Regions from separate parts of the Mus musculus genome. Here all the other regions are linked to region 3. A link is a loop called in an ENCODE intact Hi-C map of the cell type or tissue named here. Cell type or tissue: left cerebral cortex. All regions are shown on one strand. Region 1 has its middle 58 kb from the start of Bank1. Region 2 has its middle 110 kb from the start of Gm31243. Region 3 holds the start of Ppp3ca (protein phosphatase 3, catalytic subunit, alpha isoform). Region 4 holds the start of Bank1 (B cell scaffold protein with ankyrin repeats 1).

What was found. Hi-C counts contacts between places; a loop is a spot of excess contacts. Peaks named below come from ENCODE experiments on the same cell type or tissue, not always from the same donor. Only the 100,000 strongest peaks of a DNase experiment are listed, where the experiment ranks them.
Region 1: it touches region 3 in a loop (6-fold over the local background); 2 of 42 quality-filtered maps call a loop at or near these places.
Region 2: it touches region 3 in a loop (4-fold over the local background); 2 of 42 quality-filtered maps call a loop at or near these places.
Region 4: a loop joins it to region 3, with 4 times the contacts of the local background. A loop is called at or near these places in 4 of 42 quality-filtered maps.

What each region holds. Positions count from the first base shown.
Region 1 is chr3:136,379,831-136,387,830 of GRCm38, forward strand. No RefSeq gene overlaps it. Among named protein-coding and RNA genes, the nearest start is that of Bank1, 58 kb to the left of the region's middle. In left cerebral cortex, no CTCF peak of the experiment used is centred here; DNase peaks (open chromatin) are centred at 150, 741 and 3,673; H3K27ac peaks cover 2,407 bases.
Region 2 is chr3:136,004,599-136,012,598 of GRCm38, forward strand. No RefSeq gene overlaps it. Among named protein-coding and RNA genes, the nearest start is that of Gm31243, 110 kb to the left of the region's middle. In left cerebral cortex, CTCF peaks have their summits at 3,347 and 3,547; a DNase peak (open chromatin) is centred at 3,478; H3K4me3 peaks cover 361 bases; H3K27ac peaks cover 1,399 bases.
Region 3 is chr3:136,663,907-136,671,906 of GRCm38, forward strand. Ppp3ca (protein phosphatase 3, catalytic subunit, alpha isoform) reads left to right here and starts at 6,160. Exons shown (of 14, transcript NM_008913.5): 1 at 6,160-6,995. The coding sequence starts at 6,938. In left cerebral cortex, no CTCF peak of the experiment used is centred here; DNase peaks (open chromatin) are centred at 4,390, 5,520, 6,089, 6,609 and 1 more place; H3K4me3 peaks cover 3,046 bases; H3K27ac peaks cover 3,659 bases.
Region 4 is chr3:136,318,324-136,326,323 of GRCm38, forward strand. Bank1 (B cell scaffold protein with ankyrin repeats 1) reads right to left here and starts at 7,743. Exons shown (of 17, transcript NM_001033350.3): 1 at 7,547-7,743. The coding sequence starts at 7,616. In left cerebral cortex, no CTCF peak of the experiment used is centred here; DNase peaks (open chromatin) are centred at 3,830 and 7,739; H3K27ac peaks cover 573 bases.

The sequences.
Region 1 (8,000 bases), 280 kb before region 3:
TCAAACTATCATCTAGGGTTCTTTCCAACTCACGACATACTGGGAACCTGTGATTCTAATTTCAGAACTATGTAGGTGGGGAAGATTGCTCCCTGGGCCCCCACACCAGATGCTAGCCAGTGCTAGAGACTTGAAGCAGACCTAGCTTATGATGCAAGAATGTTGAAGTGTGATTTGATAAGCATTACTTCTTAGATGGCTAACCCTGGCCTGAATTCTAATAATCTTCAAAGCAGAGTGATGAAGGGGCGTCTGGCTGTATACCGTCATGGCTAGGAGTTACAGATGTGAGTCAGGCTGTGTGAGAACAAGCGTTAGTTTCTGTCTTCTTGAATTCTCATCTCTGTGAGAGTTCCAGCTCCGAGAAAGGAGATAAGGCTTGAGATAAGTCTTTGTGGCTCTGTCCCAGTTTCTATACATACACTTCTTAGAGCTTCTCTCTTTCTACACATTTTCTCTTTCTAGGCCATCTTCTCTTAGCAGTTGGAACAGGAAATATCAGCTTAGAAGAGACACAAGCTGATTTGAAGGAATTTAGTGTCCTGTTAAAAGTGTCTATATCAAAGCAAAAAGAAGGAGCCATGTCGTACATGCTTGCGTTTTGGCAAATTAAATTAGTTCAGGTTAAAGACCCGTCATTTAATGGAATGTTCTACGTGAGCTCTGGTCTTATTGTTGTTATCTATCATCTTGGCTGCAGGAGCTTCAACTCTGGGACTCCACATGAGTTATAGCTAATCCAGCAGGATTCAGGTGCTCTCTTTCTTGATTTCCAGTAAACACTGACAGGAAACACAGCAGTTCCTGGCATAGACCATTCTATCCTGACACCACGTGTCTCAGGATAACAAACTCCAGAAATAGAGGAAATGAAGATCAAACTTCCGAATTAGTTGGATGAATTGTAGCAGGAGAGTTGTGTTCGTGAGCCTGTTCGGATGGCAGCTCCACTGTGAGCTCTCTACCTCACACAGGCTTCCAAGAACAGGTGCAGAGAAGATTAGGAGTTCCCTTAAAACCACTTGCATCTGGGGACTGCAAGGGGAAGGATTAAACTGCACGGCCAGCTGGGCTAATATCCGTTTATGGTCTCTCTTGAGATTTCTCTTTACTCCCGTTTACTCTTTCTACAGTGCTGTGCTTAATATTTCAATAAATGGTTAATCTTATTCTCAATTAGAGTGAGTCCTATTTGAAGTACACTGTAGTACATCAGCCAACAGTAATGCTTCATCCAAACGCCCTCCCCCAACCGACTGATCTTGCAATTGGATTATGTGTGTGTTCTCTACGCTGTACTGCACTATCCATTCTGACCTCAGAGAAGCTATAGCTAAATTGACAACTTAGTATACTATTCTTCAGCTTTTCAAATTCATACATCCAAGTAGGAGAATACCACCAGAGAAGATCACTTCCATAGTGATCATGTCTATAGCAAAAGTCCTGAACACTTCAGGTGAATCAAAGGAAGAGATGATGAGGGCAGGTGAGTGAGTATATCCCACTTCTTAAACATAAAGGCAAAGTCAAGCTTATAATTGTAATCATAATTGCATTGACACTATCAGCAAAATAAGGTTTAAAAAACTGTATAAAATGTGCACACTCATGGGACTGAGAATGGCATGTCTATCCAGGCATGTTCTGGGAACTAATCAGATAGTCTGCATTTCTCTACTCCTGCCTGCCCTTTCATTTCTAATTTCTGGCAATCACTATTTTTTTTAAAAATGGCTGTTTGTGTTTTGCTTCCATATCTGCAACAGAGCACGGCATGCTTGTGTGTGTGAACACATGTGTATATGTGTATATATGTGTGCATTTGCTTGTTTTCCCTCACACAATGTCCTTCTGTTCCATTGATTTTTCTGCAGCTAGCGAATAACAGGATTTGCTTCTCCTTCGTGTCTGAATAACATGCCGTAGTGCACACGGGCACGTCTTCATCCATTAGTTTATTGCTACTAGGGTAATTCCAACTCTCATCCGCCACGACTGCTACCATAATATATGCCGTATGAGTATCCTCCTTTTTGTTTTGTTTTGTCTCATCTGCTTGTCTCTGCATGCTGGTTTCATTTTCTTTGTAAATATACCCATAACCAGGATACCTGGACCATGTGGTAGATCTCTCTTGGGTTTGGTTTTGCCTTTTTTTTTTTTAAATAATCTATGTGGTTGTGCTGATTTGTATTTCCCCCAAGAGTCTATAAAAGTTCTTGTCCTCCATGCCTTCACCAGGACGCATTGATGTGTTGGTCATTACAAGCAGGATGAGGTTGTACTTCATTGGAGATTGATTTGCCACAGGTCAATCTGGAAAATGACACTGATAAACATAGAGCCTCAGATTTGTTTCTGTCTATAAAATGAGAAATTGGATCATGAAATATTTTTTCCTATTTCTATGATTTTTAAGGTACACATTCTGTTAAAATCAGAAGCAATACATGAATGGTTATTCTGAACATTTCTATATCAACTGTAGATAAAATATATTTTTTTCTTTCAGAGCTTCCTTTTCTCACATTTCCACCTACAGTGCATATTACACATGACAATTCATATCCCAGTGTTGCCATTCTCTCACGGTGAGACGGCCTCAAATCTGATTATCAAAAACACAGTGTGGAAGCCCCAGCTTCTGCACTCATTGTCCAAACCCTGGTCCTAGGAAGAGCTTCTTTATCTCCTTCTGCTCTCGCATTTGCTCTCCCAGCATTTGGCCCTCTCATTAGTATCATCTTCATTCTGCTCTCCCTTCCACCTTTGCCCGGATACCTCTAACTCGTGGTCCATTACTCCTTTCACGTCAGAAAGCACAACCTTCCAGTTTCCCTTGTGTCTCTCTCTAGAGCACACTGTAAAAACTTGTCATGTTTCCACTTCCCATGTCATCATCAGCTTTATAAGGATGCAGACCAAATTATCTTTTTTTATTTAATTTTTCTTGTTGGTGCTCAGTACAGTGCCAAAACCAAATCCTTCTGAATGTATGTTACATAAAGATGAAATACTAGAATGCAGGGGTGGGGCATATCAGAAAATGAAGGCAAGGACGATTAAAACATCTTCAGACCAGTATATTATAAAAGTATATTGAAGTATATTATAAAAGGCATAATGAGACCCGGTGCTTTGTACAATCAGCATATAATCCTTATGAAGAGGACATTTTTAAAAAATGTTAAAAACAACAAAGGCACTTTTTGCCAGACACTGGCATGCATTTCTGTGGTTGTATCAGCTCACAGGTCATGGTCAATAAACAATTACATCTGAGGCTGGTGATTGCTTAGCAAGTGGTCCTTACATCAGGAGCAGGAACAGAACATTACTCACCTCAGTGCAGCTTAAGAAATCAGAGCAAATGCAAATCAGGGCTGCATTCTCTCACACCGTAATTACACATTTAGTTCTTCAAGGAGGGAGGGTAGGGAGAGACAAATATTTATACTGTCTATCTTTTAAAAGGAAAGATAAACCATCTTTTCATCTCACTGTCATGTTAATGTTGCTATAGAATCCATGGTACAGTCCTAAGGAAGCAGCCTGTGAGATGGAGGTTAAATTTGGGTGAATTCTCTGGGGAGCTTTGATTGGGTGTTGCGAACACCTGACAAGAAAACTGTAGCTGTCTCGATTTAGTGGGGCGGGTGGGGTGGCAGCCAAGAGAGTGTATTCAGAAGGTGGGAGGGTGCATCACATGTGAGTCAAAGCAGAAACGAAATGGACCAGAGCAGCTCATTCACAGCTTGAGCAAGGACCTGCTGGTTTACTGAAATAATCATCTGTAGAAAAACAAAATAGATGATAAGAGCAAAAATATACTCTCCCAGGTGCTGCACGCGCACCTGTTAACAGGAATAACCCTTCCCAGGTGGGAAGTATGATGAGAACGGGGGAGCCATACTTGCCCTCCGGAGAAGCCACCTGTCCGTGAATAGCTAGCTATTCCAGCTCAGTGATGATAACGAAAGAAGGTTCATCTTATTTGCTTTTAATCTGACTGCCTCTGGCGATTTGAAACAGATATACTAAAAAGCTAGCTAGTGGCTAAAGATAGGAAGATGCTCTGAACACCTTCCTTTAAGACACCGCATCAACAGCTATTTATCCTCTTCGGATGGTTAATTTATCTTTGATTTCTCAAGTGTTAGCCTATGGATTTGACGGAACTACTGATACCGTTTGATCAGTTCGATGAACTGATTCCAAACCAAGCATAAAAGGTTTTAAACGGACAAGCGAATTAAATAAAGGTAAATATGCAAAGATATCGATGCACAATAGTTTTGCATAAAACTTTCTAAGATTGAGCAATAGCAAATATGAGTTTTTGAGATTTTTTTTATGACAAAGAATGAGTTATCCTTACACAGCATACTTTGACAAGATCATAAAGAAAAAGTTCAATGCTGTCGGTAAGGTTAAAGATTTTTAAAAAATTCAATAATTCAGAAATTAACATGGGCTATCATAGAGTATCTTTCTAACCACTACTATTTTATAAACTATAATTATTTAAGTTACCAATAGGAACATATTTCCTGGAAGGATGGGGTTATAACATGACAGTTTCTGTGTTAGACAATACCATAGATGTCCCTCTCTCCCACATACATGGAGACATCCTCACAGTACCTTTTAGTACTATGAAAGCTAGCTAGCAGAAAGGTCCCTGGACAGTTTCAGGTAGTTTTCTCTGAGTTCTATCAGCAAATCATGTGGCATATTCAGCAATATATTCTTTTCATATAGTTATGGGAGGCAACCAAACACAATGGAAATGGTCTGTCTAGTTTGGGGTACAGCTGGGGCCTCCCTGATCAATAACTCACCGGGACATAATCCATGCTGCTCCCTGATATTTTCATTTAATAACATGTCTTTTGGGAACAACACTGTACACTAGTATGCAGTACATATACTCAAACTCCCCATTTAAACTATATTTTTAACTAGCTTATAAATAGGAATTCATGCCTGGTCCTATAAGCAAGGGTCAAAATCCAGAACTAGGGAACTCATAGGCCCTAGAAGAAAACATTTGGTACTTTTTTTTAATGGTCTAAATATTTCTGAATATATATAGAAATCTATGCTCCTCCCAACCTTGGTAAGAGAAGCTCCTTATCATTGTGGGTAATAGTTAAAGCAGAGACTCATTACTGTACAAAATACTGATGGGAAATAACTAGGAGTACTCACTACAAACAGGACATCAAATACCCACCTCCAAGACTCAGTGAAAGTTGCAGAATAAGGGCCAGTGAGAGGGGGATGATGAGGCATATGAGGAAATGCTATTCTCTGTGTATACCCAGCCTGTTATACATGGTAACTCACATGTAAAGCTAGATTAGAGATCCAGTATGACTAGGGAAGGGACTCCCAAATCTCATCCCTAGCTGACAAGCTACTGACAGTTGATGGCCAATGGAGTGAGACAGTCATTGATTTGGGGAAGGTGCCTACTGGTAGGTTACTCATGTCCTAGTGGATGACCTCATACCCATGTGCCTATGGCGAGCAGTAGCTAGACTCCGTGTGTTAAACAAGCAAGCAAACAAATAATTGTAAAGAGAAGACATGAGGTTGGTAGGAAGAAGTGGCAGTTGTTTGTGGGGGTGAATTTGAGATGGATAATAAGGGGTGGATATGGATCAAGATGCACTGTCTATATTGTTGAATTTTCAAAGAATAATAAAATATCAAAAACACATTTCATAGTGGACTATACATTTTAACTAAAAACAAGATAGAATAAAAGTAATTGCCTTGGCAACAATGGTTCAAAAGCTTTTCAGTTTCGCGAGTGCTTTCTACACTGCACACCACAGGTAAGCAGGTAGTGCCAGTAACAAGGTCAAGGATAAAATGATCAGAGATATAAGAGAAGATTGAAGTCCCTAAATGCACAGTGTGGTTAAAAATTGAGCAAACTGTGAGTTGAATAACAGGTTATATTTTATAGATGTTTTAACAAAGTTGAAATACAGAGGAAGTGAATTATTTAGCTTTTTTTTTCCAAGGGAATACAGCTAGGTATGAATATCAGAAAAGAAAATGTAGCCTGCAAGGAAGAATATTCCATAGACTCAAAACTTAGTTAGGAGTTTGTCTCTGTGATTCAGAGAAGCCACTGTGAAGAAGTCAACCAGGTCCTATACTCTAAAGAAATAGGAAAGTGGGAACATTAGAGGTGATCGAGAAGGTTACACTTGCCAACAAATAAATCCTACTGTACCTTCAAGACTGTTTCAGGAATGAGATGGTCTAAGCTATACATGCAAAAGTTTCCACAGAAAGTTCTGTGTGCTCTGGAGTGGGGGGTATTGGACATTTTCACCTCTAGTTCAACTGTCTCCACTTTCCTATTTGCCTAAATTTACCAATTTAGAATTGGATTGCTGCTCAGAAATACTAGGTTTTTTTTTATTGTGTACTAGCTTTTTGTTTGCTTGTTTTTGTTTGTTTATTTGATCTAATCTTAAGTAGTAAAATGGTAAAGCAACATTGAGATCAGACACGCCCCTCTCCAGGGCTCTGCGTTATTTTCTTATCCTCCTGAGATTCATTGTCTGACATTTAAGTTCTTCACAATCTGAACCCCATAAATATTTGCTTGCCTTATTTGGATTTTTCCCACTCTTTATGACCCTCATGTAAAATAAAATGAATCTCACTATTCAACAGATGTTTTGCATTACTCACCTCTCTGGATATGCTAACCTTTATTAACCAGTTACCCTATGTAAATTCTTGTTGTTTTAAAATACCTGCTCATATCAGTGTCTTGAGTCCTCTGTAAAGAAATACCCTCTACTTTTCTGTGTGGCAGCATATTACTTCTTTTATAAATATCACCTCCCACTGTCTAACTAACAGTCATCATATTTCTGAGATTAGCCTCCACTAACTCCAGTATTCAGTGATTTAATTTAGTTTTCCACCAGACACTGCTAATGAAGACATTTCTGTTAAGTGGCCTAATTAATGAATACACCCCAAATGATCAGTGTTGAAGACAGTCTTGACATCTTCTTGTAAATATTTAATTTATGTATGTCTGTATATAGGCATTTGAGTGTGGATGCCTATGGAGCACAGAAGATGGAGGCCAGAAGATGAAGGCCAGAAGATGGACAGTGAACTAACTGGATCATGAGTTACAGGCAGTTCTGAGTCACTCATCATAGGTGTTGGAAACTGAACTCAGGGCCCTGAGAAAAGAACCCAGCACTCTTTTATGCTGAGCCACCTCTTAAGCCCCTGGTGTTTTCTTTTACAATTGCATCATTACAGAAAGGTTTATACACCATAAATTTCTTGAGATCCTATACCCTGTAGATGATTAAAATATTTCTCCAAATATTATTAATACTGTTTCCTTTCCAAGAATCTCTTGAATTTTGTTCCTATAAGAGAACACTTCTTTTTTGTTTAATTAATTTCTTGAGAATTTCCTATGACATATTTTGAACATATTACATCTATCTCCTAACTGCTCCCAGATCCCCCTCTCTTCCCAACCACATAGTTTTGTGTGTTCACTAAAAATCAACAAGAACAAAACCTAGTTAAATTTGTGCTATGATACAAAATGTACTTTTGGTTGTATGGGTATCAGTTCAGGGAAATTAATGAGGGGCTATGGAAGGAGGGAAGTTTCAAGAGAGGCGAGATGGGATGCATTGGTATACAAGGGTAAAGAATTATGGGGCAGAAAACAGTAAATAAATTGGGAGATAGGAGGATAAAAATAACAAGAAATTAATGCAGAGGGCATTATTAACATCACATACATGCGCACACACACACACACACACAATTTTAAAATGGAATTACTCTATTATAGGGCAACAAGACCCTACTATTGACCACAGGTTATGAACAGCCTAGTACCAGGAATTGGCTACCTCTTTTGGAGTTCTTGACTAATAACAGCTCATAAACTTTTTCGAGCCAAAGCATACAGGCTGTTAACAATGCTG
Region 2 (8,000 bases), 660 kb before region 3:
GGCTGTGTGGCCTAGTGGCAGTAAGTGAGTCACCGGATGGCATATCTTGGAAGAATATATTCCATATCTGGCCACTTCCTAGGGACTACGAAACACACAGCTGCTCTCCACCACAGAATCCCTGCCAGGACCTTCTTCCCCACTATGGCCCAGAAGCAAGGGAACCATTAAAGACAGACAGATACCATAGAAACTACGAGCTTTCTCCTTTTAAGTTGTTTCCTTTCTCAAGGATTTTATTATGGCAATAAAAAGCTAACCAGTATTTGACTTTGTGGAGCTCACAGGCCAAGGCAACATAATCTCTTTTGTGTAGAACATCTATATAAATGAGAAGACAATTATTGTATATATTTATAGTTTATACTATATTCTTTGGGACAAGAGCTACGAAACACTATAGTAGAAAAAATATTTAAAAAAATGAGTATTAGGAAGAATTGTGTTTCTGTTGCTGCCACTAAGCAGGATCAGCACTGTTAATAATTATGTAAGATATGCTTACAGACTTGGTACACTTTCAGGCTTTATGGTTAATAAAGCTTACAAAGCTTTATTTAATAATATTTATTTATTTAATATTTAATAATATTTATTTATTTAATATTTAATAATATTAATATTTAATAAAGCTTACAAAGCTTACAAAAGGCAAAGGAGTGGGCCCTTTTACTGAACAAAAACACAACAATAAGAGAACAGATACAAGATTAAAATTAAACAAAATTTCCCAAAGTAATTGCCAACTACAAGGCCAGTTATACATTTTAAGCAACTTTTCAGAAAACTTATTCTTGAAAAGAATATTTCTCTTGAACATCAGTGGAGGAGAAGATTCAAAGTCAGGTGATAATTGCTATAGCTTGCAGAAAGTGCCTGAGACTGCCACAATGACCTTGCTTGAGGCTGTCCTTTCGAATTGCTGTCTTTGTTACACACTTCCATCATTTCTAAATTTAAATTCTAGGAAGTCGTATGACAAGACTTTTCCTGAGGAGGTGCCTCCCTCCCTCCCTCTCTTTCTCTTCCTCTCTCCCCTCCCAGCCCCCGCTCTCTCGAATATACCAGAGTCCAGATACCACCAATGTACAACTTGGTGAGCTGATGGTTTAATTGAGGTTACTTAGCAGAGTATGGGTGAGTATTCACTTCTAGAAGCAGACTCAGTGACAGCTGCATTACCAAGACCCACCCTACCAAAGGGACAGCTAATACAACCTGGGCAAATGGAGCCCACGGAACGGCTTGCAGGGTGCTCAGCAGGTTGGAGACTGTCCCTTCCCAAAAACTCTGCTTTCATCTTCTTCTAGGCAGCTCAGGTGCTTTCTGTTTCTCCTGGTCGGAGATCTGATCTCCTAGACTTTTTGCTTCTTGGCTTCTCAGCTTCTATTGTTTACTCTGGCAGGGAGGAGGGGCCTGGTGAATCTGGTCAGTTTCAGGGACTTCCTAACACTGTTTTGAGTTGTTTACCTTCCTGCTTGAAGAGCTTACCTGCAGAATGCAATTTCAGTCTTGGAGGAAACTGGTACTCAGTAGCTAAGAAAGTGCCACTTTTATCATGACATAAAAGATGGTCTCTTTAAATTTTGAAAAGCATTTTGGTGATTTCTGCTACTGTGGGCCATCGACAAAGCAACTCAATATCCCAGAAAAAAAAAAGTGTTGTTTGTTATTATTTTGTTTCTCCTCCCAACCGATGATTCTAATTTTTTCTGATCCCCTACATTAACTCTATATATCACATAGTTTTTTTTTTTTTAATTTAAACAGGACACCGTTTAGTTTGTTGCAGCTGAGTGAAACCAGAGTATGGAGTTCTATGATGAAATACCAAACCTAATGAATGAAATTCATTTGAGAGCAATTTTAATCAGGTCAATATATTTATGATGACCTTATCAATTTAGGATTTATATGAATACTTCTTTTAAAACAGATAAATATATTGACATGAGAATTTTAGCTATCTCTAACAATATTACTATTGACACAACTATAATTTTCCATATACTGTATTGGTCGCCATGAATAAGCAATATATATTGCATATCTATTTTCCAGTGATACCCACCACGAGTGTAGAACATATTTGTGCCATATTTTACAGAGAAGAGCAATGTCTTGAATCAAGTGAGGACTCAAACACAAACTGCAATATTGTATACCGAGGGAGCATTCGGTGATCAGCAGTTAGCTCTGGGGCACTTACCATGGAGGAGGTGCCGGGGAATACATTAGGAAGAACAGCTCTGGCTCTTAGAGTATGCAAGTCATCTGGCAGAGAGACTGTCTGAAAAGGTCACACAGAATGACAAGAATGACAAGCCCCCCACAAAGAGATGCTGAATTTGCGCTGCAGCCCTGTTCAGAGGGTAAACAAGGAAACACTTTCCAGAACCTACTGTTTAAGTTGCTAGAAGAGTAATGAGCAGGAAAACAGAAGGATCTGGAAACAGTGAGAAGGGCAGTTCCGGGTGAAAGTAGGAGTGAGGACAGAGTGGAGACAGGGGCACAGGGGACTGGAACTGGAACTGGGGCTGGGGCTGGGGCTGGGGCTGGGGCTGGGGCTGGGGCTGGGGCTGGGGCTGGGGCTGGGGCTGGGGCTGGATCTGTGTTCTGGGGCCAAGGCCAGAGCCAGGGCCAGGACTGGGGCAGAGCAGTGAGCGCTGTCGTGATAGACATGCCTTACCAGCACTGCTAAGGCTGGCCTAGCACATGCTCCACAGCATGGAAGAGCAGCATTCCAGCCCCATAACAAGTTTTTCCTTCTGAAATGTATAGATTGCCACAGCCCCTAACCCTCCAATGACTAGACTTGCCCTCGGAGATGTTGACACTCCCTCCTTGGTTAAAGCCTTTATTTTCCATTGTTCTCTGTACTTCTTGCTTGCTCTATTCTCTGCAAGGCATGCACTCCTCAGGGTTACTACCTTAGCATGAAAGTACAAACGGAACAACTGATCTGAGAACACTGCATGCCTAATGTTAATGTTGATGGAATGTCAGAATCAGCGTCGGTGGTGATGTGAGGTCTCAGCCCTGCCTTCCTGGACTTTCCAAGCACTCTGCCCTCACTTTCTAATCATACACAGACCCCAGAGACCTCTCGAAGCACGGGCTGTGAAGGAAACCATTAAACAAGATCAAGCTGGAAATGTTGTTTAGTTTCCACGATGCCTGGTGGCTACTCCAATAAGCACCGTGCATTTCTCTCCTTCCAGCGTTCACTTTTCAGCAGAAGAGAATCCATTTGTTTCCATATCGTTCCTATTTTTAGGGGGAATACTTGCTTTTTTTTCTTCGGGAAAACCTGCAAGCCAGGAAAAGTTGCAGCTTGAAGCGTTATCAGCTAGTGATGACAGGTGGAGCTGTTCAAGCCTCCCAGTGACCTAGATGGCGGCGGTGGGAGGGGCGGGAGAGGTGGGTGGAGCAGAACAGCTTAAGCATCTTTTCCCATGTGGTGGTATTCTTCACAGCACAGATGATAGCGTTTCTGTATGCAATGCGTTTATCCTCAGAGAGCACTGGGAATTCTGCCAGATTTTTGTTCCGACTACCATTTGTCTCTGCTTTAAGCATTTATGTTGCAAATTCTTCATCAATCTCCTAAAAGGCTGTGTCAGGAAGGCAAAAATTGTTATTCTTATTTTATGGATGGGGAAAATTAAAGGAGAGGGAAAAAAAAAACTTGCTGTGGATGTGTTAGCAAGTTATCAGGGCTGAAGCTTTCCAGTGTGTTCCTAAGCTTATTTAATTTTCCTGTAGTAGTGTGTTGTCTCTATTGAAAAGAAAAACATCAGATCCCAAGAGGCACAGATTAATGTATGGGTTACCATGTTTCTGGCATATATCACCCCAAATCAGCAAATCTGTTTGCATGTTTTATTTTTTTAAGTTGTTGTCTCTTTGGAGGTTATACTTTTGCATGCACATGTGAGTGTGTGTATGTATGTGCATGTGAGTATATATGGAGAGCAGAAGTCGCTGTTAGATAGCTTCCTAAATCACACTCCACTCATGCTTTGAGGTAGGGTTTCTCACTGACCCCGGGACTTGCTGATTCAGCTAAACCAGTGGTTCTCAACCTTTCTTTCCCCTACACAGTTCCTTGTGTTGTGGTGTCCGCCAACCTTAAAACTAGTTTCATTGCTACTTTATAACTGTAATTTTGCTATTGATATGAATCATAATGTAAATCTCTGTGTTTTTTGATTGTGTTAGGAAACCCTAACATTTGATCCCCAAAGGTATAGTAACCCACAGGAGGCTCAACCCACAGGTAAGAACCTTTGCGCTAAACTGTCTTGCCAGAGAGCCTTAGGAAGCCCATTTTTATGGCCCAAGTCCTGGGATTGCAGGAGGCCGCCCAGCTTTTTATAGTGTGCTCAGATTTGGAATTCAGATTCCAGTGCTTGTACAAGAGTCACTTTACCCACAACATCATCTCCACATTTCCTAGAAACTGTATTTTTTCCTTTCCCCTGTATTTATTTCACATATTTGAATTGCAAAGTATTTTCAATTGTGTGTCACTCTCAGAGATTGCACTTTGGAGAGCAGAAAGAAGCAATAGGGTCAGACAACCTTATACTTAATGAAAGGAGAAACAAGGTTTTCTTCTCCAGCCTTCTGTTTTATGAATCACAAAGCAGGTAAGTAAGTTCAAGCCTGATTTACAAACCCCATGATCTGAAAGCCTTACATATCTCTCCTTTGTGCTTGCTTAAAAATATTTTTTTGAAGCTCAAGATTAACGTAATTATATGTTAAAAAACCCTCAACCATAGGCAAGTTATAAAATCAAAATTGTTTTAGCTCACCATGGGTCTGCAGATCTTTATTCTTCCCATTTCATTTCAGAATCAATGCTATTCTTATTAATTAATTAATTAATTACAAAACATTCTGCTGGAGTTTTAATTCCACCTGCAATGTCTTTGAAGGAAAATTTGGACAATACTGCATCTTATACTACTATTTCATCTATTGCCCCCTTTTACCAAATTAAGAAACTATTTCTTAGTTGAAGCATTTGATTTTCTTCATAAAACTTTGGTTATAGATTTCTGGTAAACCTAGAAGAATTCTATTTGAAAGACTTTTCAAATCATTTTCGTTGTTGTTGTTATTGGTGGCATCAAGAAATATTCTTTTTAAGAGCTAACTATTTACCTAATAACTTTATTGATCATTCTTTACAACATCTAGTAATGTGGGTTGTTTGGTCTTTGTTAAAGATGATGGGTGGTATCTTCCAGTAACGACAGCATCATTTCTTACCCAATTGTAATATTACTGCAGAGGGAACACCCGAAATACCCCTTGCAGTTCCACTTGGTTTTAGGTGACTTTAAAAACTAATCCATTTTGGAAGTCACCCAGCTGGTCTCTCACTGCTTCAAAATAGATAGTGACTATTCCTGAGGCTGCCTAACAGGGTCAAAGTGCTTTATCGGGGAGTCCTGCCTCCTCCTGGCCTTTGGGGGAAGGTGCTTTTGAAATCTTATTTTAATTTCTTTTCTGTTTTAAAAATTTCTTTTGGCCTCTGACTGAGACTAGAAACATACTGCTATCATCTCCTATTCTCCCCAAAGATGACCATTTGTGTATTCTAAAGACTCATAATTCCCGGGGACAAGATCTGAAATGAAAGGAGTCATGGGGCTCCTTATTGTTTGCTTTTCTTTAGATTTATAGGACCTGTATTATTTGGTGGCCCACAGAGGATGACAGCACATGCACCAGAAAAGCAAACCACTCAAAACTGGTGTCTCTATTAGATCTGTAACCACACTGGCACATGTCTATCTGATACGCGCCCCCATCGCTAAAATGTAAGCCCTGGGCATGTGGCACTCAGATGTGGCGGGTCTCTGTTCAGCTACAGCCTCCTCTTTTCTAGTTTGTTAGCTTTCTAAATCAATCTTTCCCTCCCTAGAACAAGAACAAGTTTCCCCTCGAGTCACTGGAGTTTATGAGTGGTAAGCAATGAGTTTGGCTTCACAGTGCCTCCAGCCCGAGTGTCGAACAGTGAGGATCATACTTTTTATGTGGATTATAATCACAAAGTTCATGTGATTTTCCTGAACAGCCCTAATCAAGTCCAATTCCCAGGCCATAGGTCTTCCTTATTATTTGCTAGTTTTTGCTTTTTGTCTGGAGCTTGGAATCAAAACCAGGTCATGAACCATACCAGACAGTCCTTCATCACGGCTGCATCCCAGCCCTCCTCCTTCTGCATGACTGATTTTTTCTTTCCATAACAATTGTCAGATCAATTAAGCTATTTATGCAAGTTTTTTGTTTTGGACATGGAATGACTGTACTAACGGTTTTAAATTACATTTACATATAATTATCATGTAGTTGGCAATTTGATCACAGTGTTTCCTTTTCTTAAGTGTGGATATTCATAGGTAATATTTTGTTTAGCAATTATGTATCACTTTCAGTAATTGTTTGGGTTGATATTTCTTTTTTTTTCCAAGCAGATTTTTCCTTGGTTATAGAATCAAGAGTGAACACTTCAATGAGCAGACAGGTCTCCAACGTTTTTTTTTTTTTTTTCTTGAAATGAGTTTCACTAGGTAGTCCTGTGCCTTGCCTATAACTTACTGTTGCTCAAAGCTCCTCCTGCCCCCGCCTCCTGAGGACTTGGATTAAAGGTGTGTACTTTAGGTACCTCCCTAACTTTCCCACTTTTCTTTTTTCTTGGAAAAATTTTCACGAGATAAGCAATGTCCAATCCTTTGTTGAGCTCTCCAAAATATTACCAGACAACTTGCTGATAAACAGTAAATGTACATGAGCCATTGCAGCAATGTAGCATACCGTGCTGACAAAGGCCCCATGTCTCAGAAGGAAAGGCTCCAGTGAGTATTGATCTAGTTTCCTTTTCTGTTTCTGTGATTGAACAACACTGTGACCAAGGACAACTTAGGGGAGGAATGAGTTCATTTAAGTTTACAGATTATTATCACTTTGAGGAAAGTCATGACAAGAAGCCAAACAGTAACACTTCAAGGAAGGCCTATTGACTATTCCACAAAGCATACCTAAGCAGGGAACTCAAGCCAAAGATGAGCAGCAGAAACCATGGAGAAGCACTGCCTGCTAGCTCACTCACAGGCCCATGCTTAGCTAGCTTGCTTATATAGTTAAGGACCACACACAGTGGGCTGGACTGAGTCCTCCTAACAACCAAGACTGTTGCCCACAGATAAACCCAAAAGGCCAACCTCATATAGTCAGTTCCTCACATAAAGTTGTTTGCTTGTGGAAGTCTAAGTTGTGGCAAGCTGACATTAAAAAAAAAAAAAACAAAAAACAAAAAACAAACAATCATTATAGTCTACTCCTTCAATCACACCATGAATCCTGGGTATAGGAGAAACTATTCTATACTGGACACTGCTTCAGAGCATATGACGCCCTCTGAGGAACTCGAACACAGCCTTTCAGGCTATTGCTACCCAGATGGCACATCCAATGTGTCTTTAAAAGGTTGTTCCACTATTCCATCAAGCCAGCTGCCTGGGGATAGTGTGAGACATAGTAAGAACAATGGATCCCATGAGTATGAGCTCGTTACTGCACTTTCTTCTCTGTGAGGTGAGTTTCACTGGTCTAAAGCAATACTGTGTAGTCACTTGGATGTGAGAAATTCCTTCACTGGAGTGCCCTCTCAGAGGACTCTAGGCTGAATTAAGTAGACAGTTAAAAGCTAACTCAGACAGGGCTCTATCTGGGTGGTAGACTAAGAATGTTTCTGTTTGTCAAGAAAGGAAATGAATTTGGATTGGAGAAGATTGTGAAATGATTTAGGTTGCTGGTAGGTGAAACAAGGAAAAGGTTTTAAAGACAATTATTGGTGTGTGTGTGTGTGTGTGTGTGTGTGTGTGTGTGTGCATAGGAGTGTGTATACCATCTAAGTGCAAGGGCCTGCGGTAGCCAGACTAATATGTAGAATCTCCTGGAACTAGAGTTTCATGTGGGTTTCC
Region 3 (8,000 bases):
ACCAATTTTTTCTTTGCAAGTGTTTGTCAATGGGAGATAATTTCTTGGTTAAGGAAGGGAACTCACTTCCATTTCTCCTTCTGAGCACCTGGTTTGAGCCTTTGCCGGCTTTGTGCAAGCTGGCAATCCCTCTGTGAGTTCATATGTATGTTAGTTCTTCTGTATCCTTCGAAGAGGACTGATTTTTTTTTTTAAGACACAATTATCTGTTGTTTCCAAGAAACACATCTCACTAACAATGATAACCACAAGCGGAGAGACAAAGGATAGAAGTTAATCTATCAACTGAATGAAAGTCAAAAACAATCAGGTACAGCTCTTTTGATATCTGATGAAGTATATCTCAAGCCAAAATTAATAGGAAGAGGTAAAGAAGAACACTACATAATAATAAAAAGAATAATTCATATAAAATATTTGTGAGTGACTTCATTATCCCACTTTCATCTTTTTAGGTCACACACACTAAAAATAAAGAGGTTCATTATACCTTAGATTGGGTGGGCATAATAGATAAACACAGCATCTTCCAAACAACAAATGAGGTATATCTCAGCAGTTCAAGAAACCTTCTCTATCATAAACTACTTTGTAGGCCATACATCACGTCTTAACAAATACAAAGAGTCAAAATAATTTCTTGCTCTAGTCATAAAGCAATACAATCAGAAATCAAAACTACATAAATACTTGGAGAGTGGATAATGCATTCTTGAAAGATCAGTGAGCCTCTGAAGAAATCAGGAAAGAAACTTAGATGCTTCTAGAATGAAATGAAAAGATTAGAACTCACTGGACCCTTTGGGATACAATCCAGGGAATTCTGAAAGGAAACTTTCCCACTATGAGTGCTTAAATTAAAACATGAGAGTAATCTTAGATAAATAACCTCATGATGCACTTCTAGATCTTAGAAAAATAAAAATAATCTAAACCACAAAGTAATGAGTGGCAAGAGATAATAAAGATCAGAGTTGAAATTAATAATAAACACTAAAAAGATAATATAGAGAATCACTAAAAGATTTGATTTCTTTTTTTGGAAAAATAAACAATATTGATAACTCCTGACAAAATAACCAAATGAAAGATAGAAGACCTAAATTGATAAGAGAAATAAAACTTAGAATATTAAAATAGTTTCTAATCATTAAGAAATATTTTGATAATTTATGTTAAAAATAACCGGAAAAGCTAGCAGAAGGAGATATATTCCTAAGCATGTACAATTTGCTAAATTAGATCAAGAAAATAACAACTTGAGTTAATAAACAACTTAAACTCATAGTAAACAATGACATTGAAAAAAAGCAATGGCGATTCAGCCCAGTAGGTAGAATGCTTGCCTACTGTGCATGAAGCCTAGAGTTTGACTCTCAGCATTGTGTACAACTGAGTATGTTGATGAATGGTTACAAATGCCTGTAATCCCAGCTTTTGTGACAGAGACAGGAGGATCAGAAGGTCAAGGTTGTCCTGTGCTACATAGTAAGCTTCAGGGCAGCCTGGGATTCCTAAGTTACAGGGAGTTTGCATTCATTGGCTTTATTTCCTTTAATTATTTTTAAGTACCCTAACAAAGAAAAGCCCTGAGCCAGATAGATTCACAACCAAAATTCTACCAACTACTCAGGGAAAAAGTAACACCGTTATTCCTCAAACTGTTCCATCAAATAGAAAGGAAAAGAATACTACCCAACTCATTCTATAAAGCCCTGTTACCCAAACTAGACAATGGCACACAGTGAGAGGAAACTATACTCCCATTTTGATTTTGAAAACTCAAGAAAATGCTGAGTGACTGAATTTAAAAACACATTCAAGAGATGTAAGTTGAGTTTATTCCAATGAACCAAGGAAATGTCCAGATTTTGAAAAATATGTTCTTCTCTGAATAGAATACAGAACACAGTATATTTAATTCCTTTATTCATTTCTCTTTTCCATCTTCCCTTTCTTATTTATTTATCTACCATTTGCTTGCTTACTTACTTACTTATTTCCTCTGGAACTAACAAAGCAGATGTCTTAGGATTTCTAGTCCCATGATAAAGCAACAGGACTGAAGCCAACTTTCAAAGGAAAGGATTTATTTCTTCTTTTACTTCCTGGTACTACTTTAATCACCGAGGGAAGTCAAGGCAGAAATTCGAACAGGAGCCTGGTGGCAGGCACTGAGGGAAATGTCATGGAGGAGTGCTTTTGACTGGTTTGCTTCCCATGACTTGCTAAGTCTGATTTCTTAAGCACCCAGAATCACCTGCAGATGGTGGTACTACCTACAGTGGACTGGGTCCTTCGCCATCAATCGCTACTCAAGAAAATGCCCAACAGATACGTCTATGGGCCAGTTCTAGAGACACTTTCTCAATTAAGCTTCCTTCTTTTCATATCACCCTAGCTTGTATTAAGTTGACAAAAACCACAAAATTATGTGCCAGCACATAATGTTCACATAAAAAGTACAAGTTGTTTTTCACTATCTATGATGTGAAAATTGTGCAAATCACTTCAGTACTGTGGATTACAAACCCCCAAATCTGCACCCCAACATCCCCTCCATGTGATGGTTTGTGTATGCTTGACCCAGTGAGTGGCACTATTAGAAGGTATGGCCCTGTTAGAGTAGGTGTGGCCTTGTTGGAGGAAGTGTTACTGTGGGTGTGGGTTTTAAGACCCTCATTCTAGCTGCCTGGAAGCCAGTATTCTGCTAGAAGCCTTCAGATGAAGATATAGAACTCTCAGCTCCAGCTGTAACATGCCTGCCTGGATGCCGTCATGTTCCCACCTTGATGACAATGGACTGAATCTCTGAACCTGTAAGACAGCCCCGATTAAATATTGTCCATTTGAAAGTTGCCTTGGTCATGGTGTCTGTGCACAGCAGTAAAACCCTAACTAAGACACTCCATCAATCTTCCAGTACATAACTCTTTGTGGGAGCAGCGCCTTACACATTGATCCTTGCAAGGATAACTTATCTGTAAGACCTATGCATCAAGACTAAAGGGAATTATCTGACTGAATCCTTTATTCTTCACATTTGTTGAGAAATGAGCCAGTACTTTGCACAGTTGCTCAAAACATAACTGGTACATGAATTGTTTGTTTACAGAAATGAAGATTAGATGTTCATGTATTAAGACAGGTGTGAATGTTTTTAGTCTCTTACATAACACTGAGGTAGCACTTCTGTATCTTAGTACACAGTTTACTTTGGAATAAAATAAGCAATGGCTGTATATTAATTTCCTAATGGATACATCGATAAATCTTAGCGACTAACACAGAAATGACTATTTTTTTTTTATTTAAAGCCTCATGCAGTCTTTCTAAGGAGGTGATCAACAGTTCTTGATGTTGTCATAATAAGACTTGTCGCTATTTGATACTCTGTCTATAGCAGGGTCTTAGAAAGCTCTGTATTCAGCTGAAGAAGCTTACAGATGGAAGGGTGCGTATCATTGCTCCATCACTCTGCTGGCATGTCACAGACAGCTTGGCCCAGATTATCAATACCAAGAACTAATCGCATGGACTCATTATGGTTGGGCTGTGAAAGGGAATTCCAAACAGGAAAGCTGCTTCCTAGAGATAATTAAACAAAGGAAGGAAAAGTGTATTATTTTTTGTAGTGTATGAAATGTTGTCTTTTATGACTTTTTAAAAAATCTTTACTTTCTCTTCATAAGCAAAGGACATTTCCAAAGTCAGCTCCTGAAAACTGAACCTGTCACAGTGAAAATGTGAGTTCCAAATGTAAGCTAATCTTTGTCAGTTTGAATATAGTCAAGAGCTGTTTGGGAACTCTAACAGGATTTAAGGAGAAAAGGAAAGGGACAGCTATAGCAGAGAGCTGGCCATTGGAAGGGATGACTGGCTATCTGGTTGACTAGGCCGGGTGTCTGGACCTAGCTATTCCTTGGTTGGCATTGTCCTGTATAGTACTTAAGAATCCAACTTTACTTAATATGCATCTACATTACAGTGCTTAGGGAAACACACGCGCGCACACACACACACACACACTAAAAGTATTTGATGATAGAAAGATGTGCTGTGCAAAGTGATTACTATTTGTCACCCCCTCCCCCCCCCCACACACACCTTATGTGGACTTGGGATGGACTGAAGGGTGTTTCTGAAAGGTCTACCTTTAGTTCCTATTTCTATTATCAAACTTTTCAATGTGTTTGATAATTTCAGCCCCTGATCCTAGCTCAAGGATGCCTTTCCTATGCCCAGGGGAGAGCTACTCTAAATAACAGTTGCATCTGTGAGCAGCGTGGGGGTGAGGGAGTCTTGGCTTTCAAAGTGAGGATCCCCAGATAAGGTTTCCTGGTCTTTCCTGAAGCAGGCCCTGCTCACCCACAGGTCTTGGCGTCCTTCCCTCTCTTCCAGCCATCTGGCCAGGGACCAGCTTCCCAAATCTGCCTTGGCAACTAGCTCTGCTCTAGCCCAGGAGGCTGTTTGCAACAACCCCTAACTGAGGAGATTACAGAGTCCTCTTGTAGATAATTTCATGTTCCCTGAAAATTCCACTGGGCTATATAGATCTTATTGAAAGCAAGGACCCTAGAGGTGGCAAATTTAGCAGCAGAAATCTGGCCACGAGGGCAGCCTCCCTTTGCGGATGGGATGTGACCATCCACTCCATCTCTCCTTTTGACTGGCAGGCTAGCCTTCTCACATCCTCTGTCCTAAAATCCTTGAGGCTACCTAGTTGTCATGCCCCAGAGCCACCAATTTGCTATTAAATTTGTATTTTTTTGGACTTGAGTTTCATCTAATCCCTGTGGCCAGATCAGTTCTCCTGGCTCCATCTCCTAGCTTCCTAAACTCCCCCCCCCGCCCCCTCCCAAGACAGTCCTGGCTGTCCTGGGACTCAGTCTGTAGACCAGACTGGCCTGGAACTTACAGAGCTCCTCCTGCCTCTGCCTCCCAGATGCTGGGACTAATGGAGTGTGCCTCCAGCAGCTTCCCACACCTTTTTGTAGGCCCTTTATTAAGCTTACAGTCCAATTCAGGAAATACGAAAACCCTGATACTGAAGGAATTTGAAAATAAAACAGGAAGGACAAGGGTGAGAAATTTATTCAGCTCTCTTCATAATTTCCTTGCTGGTCCTTGGGGTTGTGGTAGGCCAGGGGGAGGGCTGTGCCCAGAAGATATTTTGTTTGTTTGTTTGTTTGTTTTTTCGAGGCAGGGTTTCTCGGTATAGCTCTAGCTGTCCTGGAACTCAGGAGGCAGAAGATATTTTGAAGAGCATTTCATACACGGTCCCTTATTTTCCTTCTTATGAGGGACTTGTGAGAAACTGCAACAAGCCAAGGCCCTACATGCATCTTGATCACTGAGTGACTGACTGGAAGGAACAGGAAGAAATTTAGTGTCACCTATCGCCACCAGTGACTGCTAGCTCCTGTGAACAGGGAAAAGGCGACCTCTCCCGAGTCTTTCTGACTCCTCTTATCTCCTAGGGCATCCAGGGTCACTGAGCACAGCCAGGGTCGCATAGGCTCCAGTCTGTTCCCATCCACCTTGGATAGCTAGCCAGCCAGCCACCGCGTCCCGCAGCGCCCCAAACACACTTTCGTTTCTTCCCGTGAAGTTGTGCACGCGTCCTAACCACCCCACCATCAGTAATCCCCGTCCACCTAGCTCAGGCAGAGCTGCCTCCCCAAGGTAAGCTGTTTACTCGTCGCCTTCCTTGGCGATCCTCCCTGGACAGCTGCGGCAGCGACAGCAGCTGCGCCGCGGCCGGGAGCGTCCGGCGCTCCTCCTTCCTCGGTCTCCGAACTCACTACTGCGGGCCACTCACACACTCGGAGCGGCCGAGACCCACCCGGGAGTGTGTGCAGGACTTCGGGAGTGGGCAGGCGCGGGGGCACGCAGCAGCCCAGCTCCTCCCGGCCCCTACTCCCAGTCCAGCCTCCCTCCTCCCTGCCCACTCCAGTGACACTTGAGCGGTCACAGGGCGGTGGAGGCAGCAGGCCCACGGGACTGACTGGCACCCTGAAGAAAACAGAGCAGGGGGCGGGGCGGTCACCCAGACCACCGCCTTAGCGATGAGGGACGCGCTCTCCAGCCAATGAGCTTGCGAGGTGCAACGTGGGGCGGGCCCTAAGGCGGACCCCGAGGAGGAGGTGGCCAGGGCGCTGGAGGCGGGGGCGGTGAGGAGGAAGGGGAGGAGGCGGAGGCGGGCGCGGTGGTGGCGGCGGCCGGCGCGGCGGCGGAGGCGAGGTTGTGCCCCGGACTGTGTCCACCGAGCTCAGCGGCTGTTGCCTGTGCGTGGAGAAGCAGCGGCGCCGCGAGGCAGAGGAGGATCGCGGACGAGCGCGGCGGCGGGACGTCTACGGCTGCCGCGGCCCCGGCGGCGCCCGGCGACAATCGGCGTGGGGAAGCAGCGGCGGCCGCAGCGGCAGCCGCCTCTCCAGCACCGGGAAGCCGAGGCGCGGCTGGCGGCGCTGACATCCGCGGCCCTGCCTCTCCTCCCTCGCCCCCGGCCCTCCCCATGTGATCGGTCTTAATCCCGACCGTGTGCGCGCGTGGGGGCTCCATTGCGCGGCGCCCGGTGTCGGTGCCGGGGTGGGTGCTCGCGTGTGCTTCTCCTCCCCATCCCCCGCCCCGTCCCCAAGAATAAAAGAAGAACCGGGAGGCGTGCTCAGAAAATAAATAAATAACCAGCACACACGCGCAGCCCGGAGCGAGGCGGCGGGGCTGGCGGCGGCGGAGGAGGAGTGAAGGCGGCGGCGGCGGAGGAGGGACGCGCGGAGCCGGCAGTAACTTTCGAGCCAGCCCAGAGCCCAGAGCTCCAGCCGAGCGGTTTGCAGCGCGGCGGCGGCGGCGCTGAGTGTCTGGCCCGCCGGTGCGGTCGGGGTGTGCAGTCGGACGGGACGAGCAGCGCGTCGCTGTCCCCCCCTCCCGGTGGCTGGAGATGTCCGAGCCCAAGGCGATTGATCCCAAGTTGTCGACGACCGACAGGGTGGTGAAAGGTAAGCGCAGCGCCGCGTCGGCCCGGGGTGCACCGAGTGCCGCAGGCGACTGTCCTCCCCTCCCCCGCCCCGGTCGTCCCTCTCCGGCTAGCGCCGGGGACCTTCTAGGATCTCCTGCAAGAGGCGATCCCTTCCTTCGCCGCGCCCTGCCCCCACACCGCCCACCCGGCCCTAATCGGGGCATTTATTTTTATTTATGTATTTATTTGTTTGTTTTCGTGGACGGGGGGCAGCAGTTGGCAAATGGCTGAGTGGCTGGGAGGCGGTGGCGGGGGTGGCGGTGGCGGGAGGGGGCGCCCGGGGGGGGGGGTGACTGCTGGCAGGGTGTAGCTGCTGTGACAGAAATAGGAAGTGGGTGGCTGCTCGCGGGCTTGCATGGGATCGGGTTTATGGTTTGCTCTTTGTAGAGGGAGGGGAGGTGATTTATGGCTTTTAAAAAATTAATAGGGCATTTTAATGTGGCCATGGCTTGCCGCGGACTGGCTCGCCCCGGCACATTGCTCCAGGCGCTCCATTGCAGCAGTTCCCTGGGCGCCCCCTCCCCCTCCGCGGGAAGGGCCTGCACAGGACTCGCGAGAGAGCGGGAGAGCGTGGGGGGAGCCCAGCTCCGGCTGCCGCGCGCCGCGGGGGCGGGGGGACCGGGGCCGCGTGGGGGCAGCTCCAGGCGGGGGACGACCGGAGCCCCCGCTGCCGCCCCGGGATTTCCCCGCAGGCCTGGAGCGACGCGAGCGGTGGCGATCCTCTGTCGACCTCCCTTGCCACCCACGGCTGACTGCCGCCGACCTGTCATTGCTCTTAAAGGGTTCCCCGCTGGTGCACACCTTTAGGGTGGGAAGCTCACCGTGCTCCCTTCCCCCAAGCTCCTAGCACCCCCTTGGTTACGGGCTATTTGGTTGTCTTTATTGCTAGGGGTGATTTGTATGTGTATAACTGGCAGGGATGGCTCTGGGTTGCTGGCTAGGAGAAGCCAGGGGGATTCGTGGGGTGAGGAAGGGGACAACGTGG
Region 4 (8,000 bases), 350 kb before region 3:
ATTCCACAAAATAGAAGCAGAAGGTACTCTACCCAATTCATTCTATGAAGCCACAATTACTCTGATACCTAAACCACAAAAAGACCCAACAAATAGAACCTCAGACCAATTTCCCTTCTGAATATCGAAGCAAAAATCCTCAATAAAGTTCTCCTTAACAGAATCCAAGAACACATCAAAACAATCATCCATCCTGACCAAGTAGGTTTCATCCCAGGGATGCAGGGTTGGTTCAATATACGGAAATCCATCAACATAATCCATTATATAAACAAACTCAAAGACAAAAACCACATAATCATCTCCTTAGATGTGGAGAAAGCATTTGACAAAATCCAACACCCATTCATGATAAAAGACTTGGACAGATCAAGAATTCAAGGCCCATACCTAAACATGATAAAAGCAATCTACAGCAAACCAGTAGCCAGCATCAAAGTAAATGGTGAGAAGCTGGAAGCAATCCCACTAAAATCAGGGACTAGACAAGACTGTCCACTTTCTTTCTACCTATTCAACATTGTATTGAAGTCCTAGCCATAGAAAGTAGACAACAAAAGGAGATCAAGAGGTTACAAATTGAAATAAAGAAGTCAAAATATCACTTTTTGCAGATGATATGATAGTATGTATAAATGACCCTAAAAATCCCACCAGAGAACTCCTAAACCTGATAAACAGCTTTCGTGAAGTAGCTGGATATAAAATTAACTCAAACAAGTCAGTGGCCTTTCTCTACACAAAGGATAAATAGGCTGAGAGAGAAATTAGGGAAACAACACCCTTCTCAATAGTCACAAATAATATAAAATACCTTGGCGTGATTCTAACTAAGGAAGTGAAAGATCTGTGTGATAAAAACTTCAAGTCTCTGAAGAAAGAAATTAAAGATCTCAGAAGATAGAAAGATCTCGATCCATGCTCATGGATTGGCAGGATCAATATAGTAAAAATGGCTATCTTGCTAAAAGCAATCTACAGATTCAATGTAATCCCCATCAAAATTCCAACTCAATTCTTCAATGAATTAGAAAGGGCAATCTGAAAATTCATCTGGAATAACAAAAAACCTAGTATAGCAAAAACTCTCCTTACGGATAAAAGCACCTCTGATGGAATCACCATGCCTGACCTAAAGCGGTACTACAGAGCAATAGTGATAAAAACTACATGGTACTGGTATAGAGACAGACAAGTAGACCAATGGAATAGAATTGAAGACCCAGAAATAAACCCACACACCTATGGTCACTTGATCTTTGACAAGGGAGCTAAAACCATCCAGTGGAAAAAGACAACATTTTCAACAAATGGTGCTGGCACAACTGATAGATATCATGTAGAAGAATGCTAAGTGATCCATTCCTATCTCCTTGTACTAAAGTCAAATCTAAGTGGATCAAGGAACTCCACATAAAACCAGAGACATTGAAACTTATAGAGGAGAAAGTGGGGAAAAGCCTCGAAGATATTGGCACAGGGGAAAAATTCCTGAATAGAACAGCAATGGCTTGTGCAGTAAGATCTAGAATCAACAAATGTGACCTCATAAAATTGCAAAGCTTCTGTAAGGCAAAAGACACCATCAATAAGAAAAAAGGCCACCAACAGATTGGGAAAGGATCTTTTCCTATCCTAAATCAGATAGGGGACTAATATCCAATATATATAAAGAACTCAAGAAGGTGGACTCCAGAAAATCAAATAACCCCATTAAAAATGGGGCTCAGAGCTAAACAAAGAATTCTCAGCTGAGGAATACTGAATGTCTGAGAAGCACCTGAAAAAATGTTCAGCATCCTTAATCATCAGGGAAATGCAAATCAAAATAACCCTGAGATTCCACCTCACACCAGCCAGAATGGCTAAGATCAAAAATTCAGGTGATAGCAGATTCTGGGGAGGATGTGGAAAAAGAGTAACACTAGTCCATTTTTGGTGGAATTGCAAGCTTCTACAACCACTCTAGAAATCAGTCTGGCAGTTCCTCAGAAAATTGGACATAGTACAACCTGAGGATCCCACAATACCTCTCCTGGGCATATATCCAGAAGATGTTCCAATCCGTAAGAACGACACATGCTCCACTATGTTCATAGCAGCCTTATTTATAATAGCCAGAAGCTGGAAATAACCCAGATGCCCCTCAACAGAGGAATGGATACAGAAAATGTGGTACATTTACACAATGGAGTACTACTCAGTTATTAAAAAGAATGAATTTATGAAATTCCTAGGCAAATTGATGGACCTGGGGGGCATCAGCCTGCGTGAGGTAACCCAATCACAAAAGAACTCACATGATATATACTCACTGATAAGTGGATATTATCCCAGAAACTTAGAATACCCAAGATACATGATACAATTTGCAAAACACATGAAACTCGAGAAGAATGAAGACCAAAGTGCAGACACTTTGCTCCTTCTTAGAATTAGGAACAAAACACCCATGGAAGGAGTTACAGAGACAAAGATTGGAGCTGAGATAAAATGATGGACCATCTAGAGACTGCCATACCTGGGGATCCATCCTATAATCAGCCCCCAAATGCTGACACCATTGCACACACTAGCAAGATGTTGCTGAAAGGACCCTGATATAGCTGTCTCATGTGAGGCTATGCCGGGGCCTAGCAAACACATAAGTTGAGGCTTACAGTCAGCTATTGGATGGATCACAGGGCCCCCAATGGAGGAGCTAGAGAAAGTATCCAAGGCGCTAAAGGGGTCTGCAACCCTATAGGTGGGACAACAATATGAACTAACCAGTAACCCTGGAGCTCGTGTCTCTAGCTGCATATGTATCAGAAGATGGCCTAGTCGGCTATCAGTGGGAAGAGAGGCCCATTGGTCTTGTAAATTGTATATGCCTCAGTACAGGGGAACACCAGGGCCAAGAAGTGGCAGTGGGGGGTGGGAAGGGGTTGGGAGACTTACGGGGTAGCATTTGAAATGTAAATGAAGAAAATACCTAATTAATAAAAAAAAGAAGTTAAATACATATAATGTCAAATAACAACTTGTGTCTCAACAAGGATACCTAAACAATATGTTCTCTCTCTATTCTTATTTCATAGCTGTTTCCAAAATCATTGTAAGACACTTGAAAACCTAAAAACAAGGTAATAAAATAACAAATGCAACTCAGAGGATTAGGTCACAACCAAGTAAACCTTCAGCATATGCAACATTTACAATTTTTGTTTGGCCACAATGACTTTTTTTACTTTCTAATTTTTTTAGACATATACTGTGTCTCTGCATATGTACACTGTTGTATGTGTCATGACACATGTGTATGGAGAACGGAGGATAACTGTTGGAGTCAGTTCTATGTGGATTCTAGATACTACTAAGGTCAGTATGTTTGGTAGCAAGTGACTTTACCCACTGAGACCAGAGTCTCACTGTGTCATCCTAACTGTCCTGGATCTCACTAAGTTGATCAGGCTGGCCATGAATTCAGATTGACCTGTCTGCCTCTATCCTCCTCCCATTGGGATCAAAAGGCCTATGCTACCAATTCCTGGATTAAATTGGAAGTGCTTTTAAACCAGCAGTAAATACCTTGAGAAAGCAGATTATTCCTCTTCAAACAGTTTAAAATATCCCACAGTATTTGAGACTTAACTTTCCCCTATATTATATATGAACTAAACTAGGTCACAACTGGCACCGTGAGCAAGGAAAGTGGATCGTGCACTCTTTTTGACCTATTAAATCCTTGTTTGAATTCTGTGAAAACTGCTCCAGTTTCATACTCTTTGAATACATCTGCACTTGGTTCTTCTCACTCTGGGTACCTCTGCTTCTTTTCCTAGAAGTGCTAACCACGCATTTTCCCACAGACATGGCAGTATCTCACACAGGAAGTCATGCCTTCTAAATTTCCCATCTTGAAAGTTGCTTAGTCATGAAGTTGTCTACCAATCCACAGGAGAAAGTTTCTCAATGTAAACTTTTTGTTTCTCTATTTGTTTGAGACAGGGATTCATCATTAACTTAGGTGCCCTGGAATCTCTTATGTAGCCCAGGCTTATCCCTTACCTTAGCCTACCGTGGGATGGTACTAACAGCCTGAACCCTGATGCCCAGCAAGAACATATCTTTTAAATAGGCAAACACAGCACTATCACATGACTATCTACGAATTAAATAGACATCCACGGCACCTGAGTGAGGATGTCACCTGCATGTTCTCGTTTACTTCTCAAAAACAACTTCCAAGCATGTATTGCTGTTTCTCTGGATTTTGCTTTTTAATAAAGGACTGACATGGGTTACCCATGATCACAGTGAAGGTAAATCAGAAGTTGGGTGTGAGACAGTCTGCATCTGGAAGCATCCCAGGTGGGCAGTGCTCATTAAAGTATGGGCAGTAGAAAAGTCCCTCTTCTATTCCAGGGTCACCCTGTCATCCTGACGCTTAGGCCTCACCTCTTAGTGATTACACATTACTGAATTATTTCACACTTCAGTGAAAACTGTCTAAAGTGGCTTCCTTCTTTAATTCTCAGATCACGTGACCTAATCGGAATCCTTACTTTAACGAAATCAAGTTTTTCCTGGTACCAGGGTGGGACCAGGGGTTTGCTGGGTAGGATAAACCTGGATTAGAGTTTGTGAAAGAGCTGTGAATCCATTGAATGCAGAGGGAGAGACTTGGGCAGCTGTGCTCCACAAAAGTTGTGGCTACAAACAGAGCACACTGTGAGTAAGAACACACATTGATTCTAATCTTTAATGTTTTCTGCTTTCACATGGATCACAAAACCAATAATGCCAATGAAAACTGTTTAAGGTATGGGACAAATAATTTGAACTTTAATGAATAGATCCAAAGGAAGGTAGTAGATTTTTGGTCTTTTGTTTTGGTTTGGGTTGGCTTGGTTTTGGTTTGTTGTGTTGTTTTTATTTTTATTTATTTATTTTTTTGTATCTTGGTTTGTTTTTCAATATAGGGTTTGTTTGTGCAGCCATAGTTGTCCTGAAACCTTTCTGTAGACCTGTCTGGCCTTAAACTCAGACTGCACCACCATACCTGGCATTAGCAGTTAAAAAATAATAATAAGAAGAAACATTTGTTTTAGGATGAAACAGAGGCAAGATCCCCTTTTGACATTTTTCAACCATATCTAGTTAAATATAAATCAAAAGACATATTCTTAACCCAATTCCTATTCACTGCACATTTTGTCTACTGATTAGACTGTTGCCCTAGCCCTGGTTATTAAAATTTGCCATCTGCCACTGAAGGGGTAACAGATACATAATGGTGACTTTAACTCCAATGGCAGGATGTGTGGATGTGTTCATTACTAGTAATGCCTTCATGGGTGTCAAAGCATGCTTACTACTTCATACTGCTTGATACACAGCTCTAGTGAGGAGACACATAGTGGCTGCGGAGCTACTGACCTTCTGATACCGCTTGTGTGGGAAGTAGCTCCTATGCAGCAGTTTTCTCTTCTCAGAAGGGATGCAGTTGACCTAACTGAGCCCCCTCATCCATGTAGCACATTAAGCTAAAGTCAACCCTGTGCTGAGAAAAATGTCTCACGTAATCTCCACTTCATAAACAGAGTCAAGAGACTAGGACGCCCTGTGAGCCCTTCCTCTTCCTGAGAGACGGGAGTCACCATCTTGAATTGGCTACCTACTACTGAGTGACCAGCCACCAAGGATAGCTTCAAACTCATGGTTACATGGGACCTGATTAATCTCTGAGGTTCACAAAATGAAAGAAGCAGACATGAACACAAGAGTGAGATTTGGGGTGGGGGGGACATGAAAAAGATGGGTTCAGGGAGAGGCAGAGGATGAAACTGGGCCCTAAGTGTTGCATACACTTACAAAACTGTAGAATAACAAATTTAACTAATAAGAAGAGAATCTGTTGACTTAAAAGACAACTTGCATTAATGAATTGGGCTTGGGTTAAATCTTGTGGGGGAGGGGGATGACTTTCCAGTCCATAAGAAAGAAGCTGAAGCAAGTGCTAATTACTGTATTGAGAAGGACCAAAGAGAGGACACGGAGGAGCAAGAATACTCAGCAAGACATGAATGTTTCCTCATCTTACCCATGTTGCTCAAAATAACCACTGTCTCTAGACACTAACACAAGGTTCATTGACACAAAAGGCATATTCCAACATGTTCTATTAAACTCAGCTGTTAAATAGAAATTACAAAAGAGGTCTCTTGTTCAAGGTCCAAAAGATGAGTTGTTTCTGCCTGTTTGCTTGCAAAGGCTACTTTGCCACAGATCCTGAGCTATGCAGTGGTGACAAAAGCCATGGTCCGGAATTTAAAATGGTACAGTTTTCCCACATCACTGGTACCAGAGGGTCTCAGGCCATCTTCCATTGTTATAGATACATTCCCCATTTTAATGGAAAAAAAACAACCGTTCACATTTATTAAAAGTGTATCTCAGACACTATTGCGTATGCCAGCAAGATTTTGCTGAACGGACCCTGATATAGCTGTCTCGTATGAGGCTATGCCAGTGCATGGCAAATACAGAAGTGGATGCTCACAGTCATCTATAGGATGGAACACAGGGCCCCCAATGGAGAAACTAGAGAATGCACCAAAGGAGCTGAAAGGGGTCTGCAACCCTATAGGTGGAACAACAATATGTACTAACCAGTACACCCCGGAGCTCATGTCTCTAGCTGCATATGTAGCAGAAGATGGCCTAGTCGGTCATCATTGGGAAGAGAGGCCCATTAGTATTGCAAACTTTATATGCCTCAGTACAGGGGAATGCCAGAGCCAAGAAATGGGAGTGGGTGGGTAGGGGAGCAGGGCAGGGGGAGGGTATAGGGAACTTTCGGGATAGAATTGGAAATGTAAATAAAGAAAATATCTAATAAAATAAGTGTATCAGACCCTAAAAACAACTAAAGCCAAAAGATCCTACCTAAAATAAAGTTAATAAAATACAATAAAAATAAAAATGTTATGAGAATTTTAATTCTGATTAGTAAATTAAAATAATTTCAGGCTACAATTTCTTGCTGTATAACTCACCAGGAACACCTCCTATAATCATGTTAATATTCTGGTGAAATCTCTTTACCAAAGCTAAGTTTTTAATGCTTATTCTGGAACTTCACATGCATTTAAAAATAAAACCAAAAGGAACTCAAACCAAGCACCTCAGCAGTCATTTGAAAATGTAAACTATCTGACATAGTCAACCAAGTTGACTCCGTTCCTTTTTCTCATTTAGGAGCTCATGGTTCCAGGGAGTTGGTTTTATACAGACTGATCCGGGGCAGGGGAATGGGCAAGGATGCTTCAAACGAGGCATTTTGCTCCATGTATATACATTTCAGATGAGATCTAGCATTAAAGCTGGGTGCAAAGTGATTTTCAAAAGTAGAGAAGCCCCCACCCCACCCCCAGGTTTAAAGACACCCAGGTCTTGGTAGCTCCCAGGGCAAACTGTCTACTGGTGGCCCTTAGTCTCAGAAGGACTCCAGGGTCATCATGTACCCTCCACCCAAAGCCCTGACAAACATGAGACCACCCACCTGGAGGTGCTAGGCCAACCTGGAACAGATCCTGGGTGCTACCCCTAGTGCCAGAAGCCACAGGAAGCATTGCGGGAGGTTGGAGCCTGGGAGCTGCAGTGGCCAGCCCTGCCTGCAACTTCCCCTGCAGACCTTTAGTTCCGATGGTCTGTGGCCCTGCAGCTTGCTTCCTACTCTGGGGATTGTGGCCCGAGGTTGCCGGAAATGCAGCCCAGGGGCTCAGGCCGCAAGGCTAGGGTTAGGCCTTGCTGGGGGAAGTGAAATTGCTCAGGCTTGCTTTTACTTAGTTTGAGAGAGCTGTCTTAGGTTCCCTTTCTCCCAGGCTATCTTTAAGCTCAGGTGACCTAGAGCTTATAGCTTTTCTTATTCTGTTCTGTATTTCTCTGCTATGCTAACCCTTCCTTCTGCAAGACAGAAAGTAGACTTTTATAAAAGGAACTACTTGACAGAGGCA